Regions from separate parts of the Homo sapiens genome. Here regions 2 and 3 are each linked to region 1. Evidence: chromatin contacts called from ENCODE Hi-C or POLR2A ChIA-PET data. All regions are on one chromosome and are shown on one strand. Each heading gives the region's core, a stretch centred on a gene start or an enhancer-like site at or near the end of the contact. The rest is flanking DNA. Distances are from core to core; before and after follow the strand shown. Region 1 holds the start of MRPS17 (mitochondrial ribosomal protein S17). Region 2 overlaps EGFR (epidermal growth factor receptor). Region 3 has its middle 53 kb from the start of ELDR.

Region 1 (3,741 bases), core at 802-3,301:
TGGCGTTGAGCCAGCATGAGTATTACCGCCTGCGCTCCACCTCCTGTCAGATCAGCAGCGGCATTAGATTCCTATAGGAGCACAAACCCTATTGTGAATTGTGCATGGTAGGCAGAGTTTTGCTCTTGTCCAGGATGGAGTGCAATGGTACAATTGTGGCTCATTGCAACCTCCGCCTCCCGGCTTCAAGAGATTCTCCTGCCTCAGCCTCCAGAGTAGCTAGGATTACAGGTGCGCACCACTATGCCCAGCTAATTTTTGTATTTTTAGTAGAGACGGGGTTTCACCACGTTGGCCAGACTGGTCTCGAACTCCTGATCTCAGGTGATCCAACCGCATCGGCCTCCCAAAGTGCTGGGATTACAGGTGTGAGCCACCTCATCCGGCCAGTACTTTGCATACAGAATGACTACAGCAGTTAGAGTGGATTGACATTAACTGTTTTCTTGGAATGTGTAAACCGTGTTATACCTACAGACCAGCAAAATGCCTGGCTCAAAGCAGATGAGAGACAAGACATCTTTACTGAGAGATAAATGTTTTTTTGCTTAGGACCCAGGACATGGTGGTGATTTACCAAAGCCACCCGGAAACAAGAATGTTTCTCACCTTTAATAAATAGGGATCCAGAACAAGCCTGGTCACTCTCACTTTAGCAGTCTTTTGCATTTTTGTCCCAATCACCTTCCCCACAATCCATCTGGCATGGACGGATGAGCGAACTACGGACATTACGTGGCTTTGGTCACCTGAAAAGCAAATTCCAAAGTCTCATATTCTGGTGGTTATGATGCCACATGAATTTTGTCACAAGAACTGTCCAGGTTAGTCCAGAAACAGTTTTTTTCTTTTTCGTTCCCCCCTCCACCCAGAAACAGTTTTGTTTTGTTTTTTTTTAGATGTAGTCTCTCTCTGTCGCCCAGGCTGGAGTGCGGTGGTGCGATCTTGGCTCACTGCAAACGCCGCCTCCTGGGTTCACGCCATTCTCCTGCCTCAGCCTCCCGAGCAGCTGGGACTACAGGCGCCCGCCACAACGCCCGGCTAATTTTTTTGTATTTTTAGTAGAGATGGAGTTTCACCGTGTTAGCCAGGATGGTCTTGATCTCCTGACCTCGTGATCCGCCCGCCTCGGCCTCCCAGAGTGCTAGGATTACAGGCGTGAGCCACCGCGCCCGGCCATATGTATTTTTCTTTAGATGAAGTTTAGTTCTTTCGCCCAGTCTGGAGTGAAGTGGCGCGATCTCGGCTCACTGCAACCTCCGCCTCCCGGGTTCAAGCGATTCTTCTCCCTCAGCCTCCCGAGTAGCCGGGACTACAGGCCCGCACCACCACGCCGAGCTAATTTTTGTATTTTTAGTAAAGACAGAGTTTCACCATGTTGGCCAGACTGGTCTCGAACTCCTGACCTCAGGTGATCCGCCCGCCTCAAGCCTCCCAAAGTGCTGGGATTAAGAGGCGTGAGCCACCGCGCCCGGCTTGAATCACCATTTCAGAGATGCTTACACGTTCCCCACTACCCAACCTCTCATCTTTACAGCGCTTACAAAGCGGTAACTTTAACTTCGCCAAGCCTCACGTTCCCCTTCTGCAAAATGGGCAGGCCTATTTCGCAGGAGTGCTTTGAGAATTTGACCCACAGAACGCTCAATACCACGGACAAACGCTGGACGTTACTGGTCCCTTATCTCTCTCCACCCCGCTGGGTCGCCTCTCCCCACAGGCTCAGTGCCCAGGTAGCACTCGGCGGGGCCGCCGCGGTGTCCCCCTCCCCGGCCCAGCGACGGATGACTTGGGCTGCTTTTGAGATCAGTTCACAAGCCATTCCACCAGGCTTCGGAAAGGTTGGGGTGATTCGTGCCCTCGCCCCAGACAACCCCGAGGTCAGACGAAGCGATTCGCTCTCAGGGCTCTCACGCGAGGGTGCCTTGGGTCCCCAGCAAATCCTCCCCCGGCAGCAATACCCCGGAGCCTGCCCTCACCTCCACCACGAGACTCACCTCCGCCAAGACTATGCAGCCACCTGCCCCGGGGAGCGCCGGTCGCAGCGGGATGGCGTCACGCCGTACGCATTGGCTCAGTCCCACACTACCCCTCTCGTAGGCCGTGCATCTCCTTAGCCGTGGGCGGAGTTAAAGGCAGGACCCCGCCCACTCTCCCTTAAAGGGACCCGCGGCGGTGGCGGGGTCGGGGGCGCTGACCTCTGGTTTCCTAACGCGCGCAGCTAGTGGACAGTGGCGCAGGAGGTTTCGGACTTTTCTTTCATTCTTTTGTTTTGTTTCTTTTTTTTTTTTTTTTTTTTGAGACGGAGTCTCGCTCTGTCGCCCAGGCTGGTGTGCAGTGGCGCGATCTCTGCTCACTGCAACCTCTGCCTCCCGGGTTCAAGCGATTCTTCTGCCTCAACCTCCCAAGTAGCTGGGATTACAGGCGTGCACCACCATGCCCAGCTAATTTTTGTATTTTTAGTAGAGACAGGGTTTCACATGTTGGCCAGGCTGGTCTCGAACTCCTGGCCTTAAGTGATCCAACCACTTTGGCCTTTCAAAGTGTTGGAATTACAGGCGTGAGCCACCGTGCCTGGCCTAAAAGTGTTTTTTTTTTTTTTTTTTTTGAGACAGGGTCTCACTCTTGTTGCCCAGGCTGGAGTGCAGTGGCATGATCTTGACTCACTGCAACCTCTGCCTCCTGGGTTTAAGGGATTCTCCTGCCTCAGCCTCCTGAGTAGCTGGGACTACAGGCATCTGGCACCACGTCCAGCTAATTTTTTTTATTTTTAGTAGAGACGGGATTTCACCATGTTGGCCAGGCTGTTCTTGAACTCTTGGCCTCAAGTGATCCACCTATTTCGGACTCCCAAAGTTCTGGGATTACAGGCATGAGCCACTGTGCCTGGCTGGTCCAGATTTACCTATACTTTCCCTGACCAGTTATTGTATCAGAAGTTTTTCAAACGAAAAATATCAGTGGGGAGTGGTACTTAGCAACAAAGCTCTGAGTGCTAGGTGAGCAACTTGCTACTGGGATTTTCCTGCCTGTAGGCTATTTCAGCAGATGTAGCTATCGATACATTGAAACATACACACACGCACACACACACCTACCTTTAAACAGCAGTGGGTTTCTTTCTTTTTTGGGACGGAGGCTGTCTCTGTCGCCCAGGCTGGAGTGCACTGGCGCGATCTCGGCTCACTGCAAGCTCCGCCTCCCGGGTTCACGCCATTCTCCTGCCTCAGCCTTCCGAGTAGCTGGGACTACAGGCGCCTGCCACCAGGCCGGCTAATTTTTTGTATTTTTTTTAGTGGAGACGGGGTTTCACCGTGTAAGCCAGGATGGTCTCGATCTCCTGACCTCGTGATCCGCCCGTCTCGGCTTCCCAAAGTGCTGGGATTACAGGCATGAGCCACCAGTGGGTTTCTTCTTTTGCTTCACCAGTTCCGTATTTTTATCTCCTTTCTTCCACAGTTAGAACTCTGGTCCCTACCCCGACAACATCAATGATTAATGCTAAATCCTATAGTATACACTATATGCTTTTGGAGTTGTACTAACAATATCCCGACTAAAAACAAACTTTCTAAGTGATGCGTGAGATTATTTTTTGTGGTTCTTTTTGTCCTTAGAGTGTACAATGACAGCACTGTGTTCAACATTTCTTGGGATTCTTTTTTTTTCTTCTGTGTGGTTGTAACAATATTCTATACAATTAGATTTTTTTTTTTTTTTCAGACGGAGTCTCGCTCACAA
Region 2 (3,741 bases), core at 759-3,258, 880 kb after region 1:
CTTTAATACCAAATGTCTCATTTATAACAAATTACTAATGGACAATTGCTAGGCTGGACAAGTGAACAAGGACAATTAATTGAGGTAAACAGGCTTGGACATTTCCAGTTGAATGGAAATTTCCACGCGATGTGCTTGCTTGTCTCTTTGTAAAGAACTGTTGTGCAGAGTTCCACTATTGCACCCCCACCCCTTGAAAGCCAGCCCATCTAATTTAATGCTCTTTTTAGCTCAGCAAATTCTGATTTGGAGAGTTGATGTGCATGGATTTTTGTGCAATCTTATTTACAAATCAACTGAAAAAAAAATAAAGAGTTCCAATCCCAGAGTACACTGTGTAGCTCTGAGCGTGCCAGAGAAGGCAGCTGTGGTGCACTTGTGATGGCCTCTGAGGGCTCTGGGTGCTGTCCTCACTACGGTGGTAGGTTCTGCTGCCTGAGTGTATCCATTACAGGAACTCGAGCTTTGGGTGGCCCATTATAACCCAGCTCAAGAGGATGTGTCTCCAAGTTTCAGGAGGAACATAGCTGTACATCAGCTGCAATGTTCCTGTGACCTAATCTAGGGGGAAATTCAGATTGGTAAATTTGTTCCAAAACACATTGTTGCATTGTTGTGGTAGTGGTTGCTAAGTCCATTCCCCAGTGAATATATTCTGAAATTAGATATAAACTATCTATATTATAAAAGCCCTAAAACAGGAAATTCTGTCATGTTGGTCACAGCTCAATTAATAAAATGACCTCCATACAAAGAAGGGTTCAGAGTGAATGAAAAGTGGCCACCGGTGTGGAGGAAGCTGGAGGCCTTCACAGATAAGTTAGGCCCAAACTGTCCTAGGTAGTATCCTCTGGTTGGTGGAATTCTTTGAAACATTTTTTTTTTTTTTTTTAGCTCCTGCTTCAACTTTAATTTGCTCTGCCCTTTAGAAGAATGCAGGCTGCAACCGTGGCCCCTGCCCTGGCCCTGGCTGCCCACTGATGGTCTGGGCTACCTACACACCCTTTGGCCTTCTATTCAGTTACTTACAAATGCTCTTTAAAAGTCTTAAGAAGATGACAAAGTGATTTTACTGGTATTGTGAGTTATTTTAGTTGCTCTTATACTGATTTTCCATGAATGTGATTGTTTTAATAGTAACCTTTGCCAAAGATTTCTAAAATAGATTTCTAAAATACCATGCAATCTCAAGGTTCAAATTCTGGATGAAAATAATGTTTTGTTGAAATGATCTTCCAAAGAGAACACCGTGCTTGGTAATTAGAATGACAGGTTAAGCATTATTCTTCAACTACCATAAGGAAAAATAATCTTGTCTTTGCCACCTAATTGATTTGCTTACTAATTGATTTAAAATGTCCTTTCACTTTAATGAGTCTGTCTATTTACAGTGGTAGTTTATAAGGTTAAAGTATGCATTCCCAAATATTAGATATTCTTTAATCATGTCGTATATCCAAGTTGAAAACAGTAGGTATTTGGGGAGCAAGCAAGACGATATTTAAAATAATTAGGTATTTTTTAAAAATTCATATTATTCTCAAAAATAATTCTGGAAAGACTTCGGTGGCCTTTCACATTGAATGAGAGAATATGATGTCACCACTTACACTTTCTGTTTCTGTTTTATGTTCACAAACCAGGCCAGGGGGCCAGCTGTAAACCCACATTCTATTTTGATTACATTGTCATAACTTTCAGTTCTAACTGGAGAAAGCCAGAATTTAAATCTAGCCAGAGTATTAATGCTGCTCAACCAGGAGGGAAATGAAAGTGGGATCTCAGAGTGAACATGTGGTCCTTCCGAATTTCCTCCTGGACCTGGACAGGACTCATGGTCGAACCCGAGATCCTGAAACATTTTCACCGTGACTCAGAGTGAGCAGGAAGGGTGGGGCTGGCCTCTTTGTTTTCTCACAAGGTTAATAGCGTGTACCTTAGAATGAGCCAGAGCGCAGCAGGGGTAACAGCACATGGCTTAGCCTTCGCGAGGCAGATGTGGTGAATGAGCCGTTGAGACCGCCCCTGACAACGTCAGGCTGTTTGCAGTACCCATGGGCCTCGCCCTCTCCAGACTAGGGGAAGGGTGTGTCTGAGATGCAATCTAAGAAATGATCATTCTTTAAATTCTAAAGGTGAAGAGATGTAAACAGCATTTTAATTATAATTTGCCTAAAATGTGTTTCTTGTAGAGGATAGGCATCCCTGTGCACATGCAAAATCTTGGAAGAAAAATATATGTTGAGAAGGCTTGACTAAGGGACAGAACAAATAGCACGCTGGTTTTCTGTTTTCCTTAACGCTGATAAGGTCAGAAGAGCTGTGAATGTCTCTATGTAATTAACAGGGTGCAAAAGAACAGGAACGAGATTCAGGGGACTCCAGAAAGAACTTTAATTTCTGTTCCTTGGTTTCCTCATGGGACACATGGGACGAAGTATTAATAGCTATAAATGCCCATAACAACTGAGATTTGATAGTAAATTCCAAATTAAGTTAACACTTGAACTTTATAAAAAATACACACTTCATTTCCCTATGGGCCATATACAAAATGTGAGCTGCAATCAAAGTCCTGGCTAGGGAGTTTCTGGTAACGTGTCTGTATTATGGGATGTACACACTGAGAAAAGCATTGATCACTGCACCTGCAGAAGCCTTTCCAGCATGTGCCTCACCCACATACTGCCTGAAAGTCTTCTGAGAATCATTCTATAGTCACAAAAAAATCCCCTGGGAAGGTCCTACACTCATACCTATTTTACAGATTGAGGAAGTGGGTTGAGAGGCTTGATAACTTGTGCAAGGCAGCGTGGCTGGTAAGCAGACACTCTTCACAATTGCACTATGCTGTCTGCAATATCCAACTGCCCTTTCCTTGATCCGGCACATAGTTTGAATTGAGGGAAGTCTTTCAGTATTTAGAAAAATCACAGATGACTAAATGGTAAAATAGCAGAAACAATGAGTGAGAAGTTAGATATTTGCTTCATTCCAAGGGAAGAGAAACGACAAAGTAGTCAGGTAGTTAGCCAAAAGCTCAGCCTCCAAGAGCAGTCAGATATAGCAAAGCCTGAGAATTCCTTATCTAAAAGTAGTGAAATGTGAAAGGCTAACATGAGAAATTTCATCCTGATTATAAGGAAATTTTCCAGACAGTGAAGTGAATTGAACTGTAATCATGTACCTAAAAAGAAATCATGAAAGTCCTTTGTGTATGGCATTTTAGAAACTGACAAGCACACAGGAAAGAAGGCAGGTTCACTGACTCCAGACATCTTTCCATCTGCACTATCTTTTTAAGGATTACTTTAAGGACCTCAAAAGGAGACAAAACAGCAGACTGTTAAAAGCAGCCGTCAATATTTATCTAAACACAATGAAGCAACTGCTTGTGCTACGACAAGCAGTAATAAAATGATGGGACTACCACTGTTGGTCCTATTAGTGGAAACAATTAATAGAAAAATGGGCCAACATGAAACTGTTGGTAACTTTGTAAGGGAAAATCACTTCCCTAAAAAAGGGAACGGCATCAGCATCACCACTCATGAGAGCAATGATTGACACTTCACATGCACCAGCAAACCTCATCCAGCCCGCAGCCCTCTGAGGAAAGCACTGCTGACAGCTCCATGGTGCCCACCAGAAAATGCAGGTGCAGCTGCTTCAGGAGCTTACTCAAGTCCCACAGCTGGTAAGTGGGACAGCTGGGATTTGCACCACATTCCTCTGACTCTG
Region 3 (3,741 bases), core at 545-3,044, 640 kb after region 1:
CAGTGGACATATTTTTGTGTGTCATGACTCGGGGAGGGAGCTATTGGCATCCAGCAGGCAGAGCCAGGGATGCAAAGCATGCTGCCGTGCACAATACAGCCCTCACAGCAAAGATCAATGAGATGCCAAATGTCACTGATGTGGCTGTGGAGAAACCTGGCTCTGCAACACCCCTTCTTGCCTGCCTGGCGAATTCACCCAGTAACCAACTCACTGCGTCCATTCTTGCTGCACCTCTGACCTTCCTTCACAGGGCCTTTATAAATGCTAATTTGACCATATTACCATTCTGCTTAAAATGCTAATGATTTCCCAGGGCTTTCAAGATAAATCTCAAAATTCTGAACGTGGCTCACTAGCCTTGCATGGTGTGTCCCCTGCCAAGGTCACTGTCCAGCCTGTGGCTCTCTTCTCTAGCTGCCTGTGCTTCAGGAGTGCTGGTAACTGCCTCCTTCGGTTCCCTGGCTCCCACCCTCCATAGGTCCTTGGCGCTTCCTCTTCCTTTTGCCTGGCAGGCTCTCACTTTCCCTTACCTCCCTTCACTCTGCTCCTGCAGCTCCTGCAGATTTTAGTGCAGAGACCTTCTCACCAGGGAGGCCTTTCTGCATTTCCCAGACTGACTGGGAACGCCTAGTTGCAGCACTATAATTGTGATTAACCAGTAGTGTAATTGGTTGTTGGAAGTCTGAATCTTATGTGAAAACATCAGCTCTGCAGTGGCAGGGGCTGTATCCCCAGAGCCTATTGTGGGGCTTCCACCTAGAAGGGCCTCAAAGGACTATGAGCAAATGAATGAAACATGTGGTACCTAACGAATACCACTTCTGGTACACAGTAGGCACTCAGTAAATCCTTGAGGAATGGCTGACTATGTAAATGTCCTTGCGTCTACATTTTATTCAGCTTGAATGAATGAGATTTTCAGAATCTGTGTCCAGTTCCTGTCCTAGCAAACCAGGTCGAAGGCATCATGCTCTTCTGAGAGGTGTTTCTTCACTTTCCTTCAGTTTCAAATTTATTTGTAATGACAAGTAAAGGTGCTAAAACCACTACTACCAGAGTGCAGCTGGGGATTTTCTATGGCTCTGACTTCAGACAGCAAATTTAGATACTCCCTGACTCCTGAGAAATAACGGTTCCCATCCACACTTCATTTTCCATTCCTTTGACACTGACTTTTATTGGACAATCTTAATTCTTCAGCATTCCTGATGGCGTGTTTAACAGGCTTCCTGGTTTCTTGAGCTCACAAAGCAGAGCAGCCAAGTCACAGATGGAGTGACTTCTGAGCCCCGACTTAGTGTGGGCACCAAAGGCATGGGAGGAGGAGCACGGGACTCTAACCGAGCTGGAGGAACCGTGTCTGGAAGGTTGAGGCCCAAATGTGCAGGGGCCAAAAATGTAGAGGTCAAGGCAGAAAACCAGAGTGAATATCATGTTCGTGGTAGGAAATGTCCAGTTGTGTCAGTGTGAATCACACAGAAGGTGTGGAGGCAGTCAGCTCCAGACAAGTGGGCTAAAGTCTCTGAGCATGTGTCCTCACCTGTAAAACGGGGCTAATGAGCGCCCACTGCATGTGCTTGTGAGGATGAAATGAGCTGGCGGCTCAGGCCTGGTGTGGTAATGAAATGAGCTGGTGGTTGAGGCCTAGTGTAGTAATGAAATGAGCTGGTTATTGAGGCCTAGTGTGGTAACGAGCGCCCACCGCATGGGCTTGTGAGGAGGAAATGAGCTGGTGGCTCAGGCCTGGTGTGGTAACGAAATGAGCTGGTTGTTGAGGCCTAGTGTGGTAACGAGTGCCCACCGCATGGGCTTGTGAGGAGGAAATGAGCTGGTGGTTCAGGCCTGTTGCAGTAACCAGCACCCACAGCATAGGCTTGTTGTGAAGATGAAATGAGTTAGTGTTTCAGGCCTGGTACACAGTAGGTGCTATTTAGGCATTAGCCATTACTGTCAACTCACGTTTAGCTTGCATTTGGGGGAGTTTCAGCTTCAGATTAGGAAGGTTATAACTCCCAGGAGGAAACAGCCCAGGATAAATGATGAAACCTACAATCAGGGATCACAAACTACATGCAAAAAGAGGCCAGGAAGCCAATATGACCAAGCCAGAGAGCCAGGTGGAAACTTACACAGGAGAGATGCATGCCTCCCTCAGGGGCAGCAGCTGCTGAGCCCAGGAGACCCAACACTCTAGGGAATGTGGGCCCAGCAGGGTCACAACTTCCAAATTTTCAAGAGCAGCTGGGAATCCTGATTTTATATGAGGTCCTCAATGTTCAATGTTGGCAATAAATTCAAAGTTGTCTTGTTACTTTGGAAAGATATAAAAGTAAAAGTTGCTTTGTTACTTTGGCAGGGTTGCCAGACCATGATAGGCATGGTCTGGATACGGCCAAGGCTTGCTAGCCTGTGACCGCCACTGAGAGATTATCTGGTTGCTCTAGAGGTCTGACCCAAAGGAATTTCAGACACTGAGCAGCTGAACATACTAATGACCAGACGGCTTTCAACACCAGAGGTATTTGGAGTATGTGAGTTGCTCAAAGATGAGCAAGTGTTTCCCTTGATAAGAGAGGAGATAGATTTTATATAATATAGTTGGGAGATTTGTAAAATAGTTTAGCAATGAATTGCCTGTCTGTGCTTAGAAAAGCAAGAAGTGGCTAGAATTTGGCATTGGATTTGATGAAAAACTATGCAAACCAGCTTTTTGTTTCTTTCTTTGTTTTTTTGTTTTCGGACACAGGGTCTTGCTCTGTCACCCAGGCTGGAGTGCAGTGGTGCAATCATGAATCACTGAAGCCTCAGTCTCCCATGCTCAAGTGATTCTCCTGCCTCAGCCTCCCAACTACCTGGGACTGCCTGTATGCACCTCCACAGTCAGCTAATTTTTGTATTTTTTATAGAGACGGGGTTTTGCCATGTTGCCCACACTGGTCTCGAACTCCTGGGCTCAAGTCTCTGCCTGCCTCAATCTTCCACAGTGCTGGAATTACAGGAGTGAGCCACTGTACCTGGCTCCAAAGTAGCTTATTTCCTTTTGAACCCAGTTTTAAGATCAAAAGATTGGTAGAATGAGCAACACTGACACTGAAATTCTGCAAGGCATTTGATCTTTTTACTTCGTTTTGTCCACATTGCCCCTTTGGATGAGAGGGAAATGCAGGTTAGACAATGATGCAATGGGCATGAGTGTTGAGCAATAAAGTCTAAGTGCATGTCTTTCTCAAAAGGTAGTCTAAGGCCCAGGGAACATCAGGGAAAACAGTACAGGGAAATTGCTCTCAAGAAAATAAGAGTTTAAAGAAAAAATGAAGAAAAGTACATAGAAGGGAAATTCAAACAGAAGAGGATGGGTGTGTGGTGGCCTTTCAATAGTGTGTGTGAAGGCCTCTTCCACACTTTCACTGGAGACTTCAACGATAGTATATCTCAGGCCCAGTCTCATTTCCCAGCTTCTGCCTTCTCCACTCCTTGCAGCTACCTCCTGCTGAATTCCACGCTGCCCTGTCCTCCCAGCCTCTGGACCAATCCCCTCCAGGCAAGCTCATCAGCAACTGCTTGCTCCTGGACTCCAATCAGAAAGTGCTGAGCCTGTAATCCCAAGGCCTTGCCCAGAGGGAGCTCTCCCTGGTTCCAGTTTGCTAGGACTGGTTTCCACTGTGCCTCCCATCTTGTTCTCGCTAGCTCCTCTTCCAGAGACTAAGCCCTTTCTTTCCACATTTCAAACAACTGTAA

Evidence for each region. A loop is a pair of places that touch in the nucleus more often than their neighbours do. ChIA-PET counts read pairs that join two places held with the same protein, here RNA polymerase II (POLR2A). Pooled maps may share reads with other maps.
Region 2: a loop to region 1 is called in a pooled map, with 7 times the contacts of the local background. The contact joins the enhancer-like site here to the promoter of MRPS17 in region 1. A Hi-C loop is called at or near these places in 1 of 37 single-sample maps with no recorded cell type and 5 of 50 pooled maps. POLR2A ChIA-PET finds 5 or more read pairs at or near these places in 1 of 52 experiments (Caco-2).
Region 3: a pooled map shows a loop between it and region 1 (5-fold over the local background). The contact joins the enhancer-like site here to the promoter of MRPS17 in region 1. A Hi-C loop is called at or near these places in 1 of 168 maps with a recorded cell type or tissue (GM12878), 4 of 37 single-sample maps with no recorded cell type and 3 of 50 pooled maps. POLR2A ChIA-PET finds 5 or more read pairs at or near these places in 1 of 52 experiments (activated CD8-positive, alpha-beta memory T cell).

What each region holds. Positions count from the first base shown.
Region 1 is chr7:55,950,187-55,953,927 of GRCh38, reverse strand. MRPS17 (mitochondrial ribosomal protein S17) reads right to left here and starts at 2,051. Exons shown (of 3, transcript NM_015969.3): 1 at 1,998-2,051; 2 at 610-749. The coding sequence starts at 732. RefSeq lists an enhancer at 1,939-1,998.
Region 2 is chr7:55,072,343-55,076,083 of GRCh38, reverse strand. The region is part of intron 1 of EGFR (epidermal growth factor receptor); the gene reads right to left. Among named protein-coding and RNA genes, the nearest start is that of EGFR, 55 kb to the right of the region's middle. RefSeq lists enhancers at 1,526-1,695, 1,208-2,407. Within about 2 kb of position 2,008, at least 33 of the 41 ENCODE cell types and tissues checked have a DNase peak (open chromatin) inside an H3K27ac peak, as active enhancers do.
Region 3 is chr7:55,307,169-55,310,909 of GRCh38, reverse strand. No RefSeq gene overlaps it. Among named protein-coding and RNA genes, the nearest start is that of ELDR, 53 kb to the right of the region's middle. RefSeq lists a silencer at 1-113. Within about 2 kb of position 1,794, at least 4 of the 41 ENCODE cell types and tissues checked have a DNase peak (open chromatin) inside an H3K27ac peak, as active enhancers do; they include GM12878, where a contact is called at or near this core.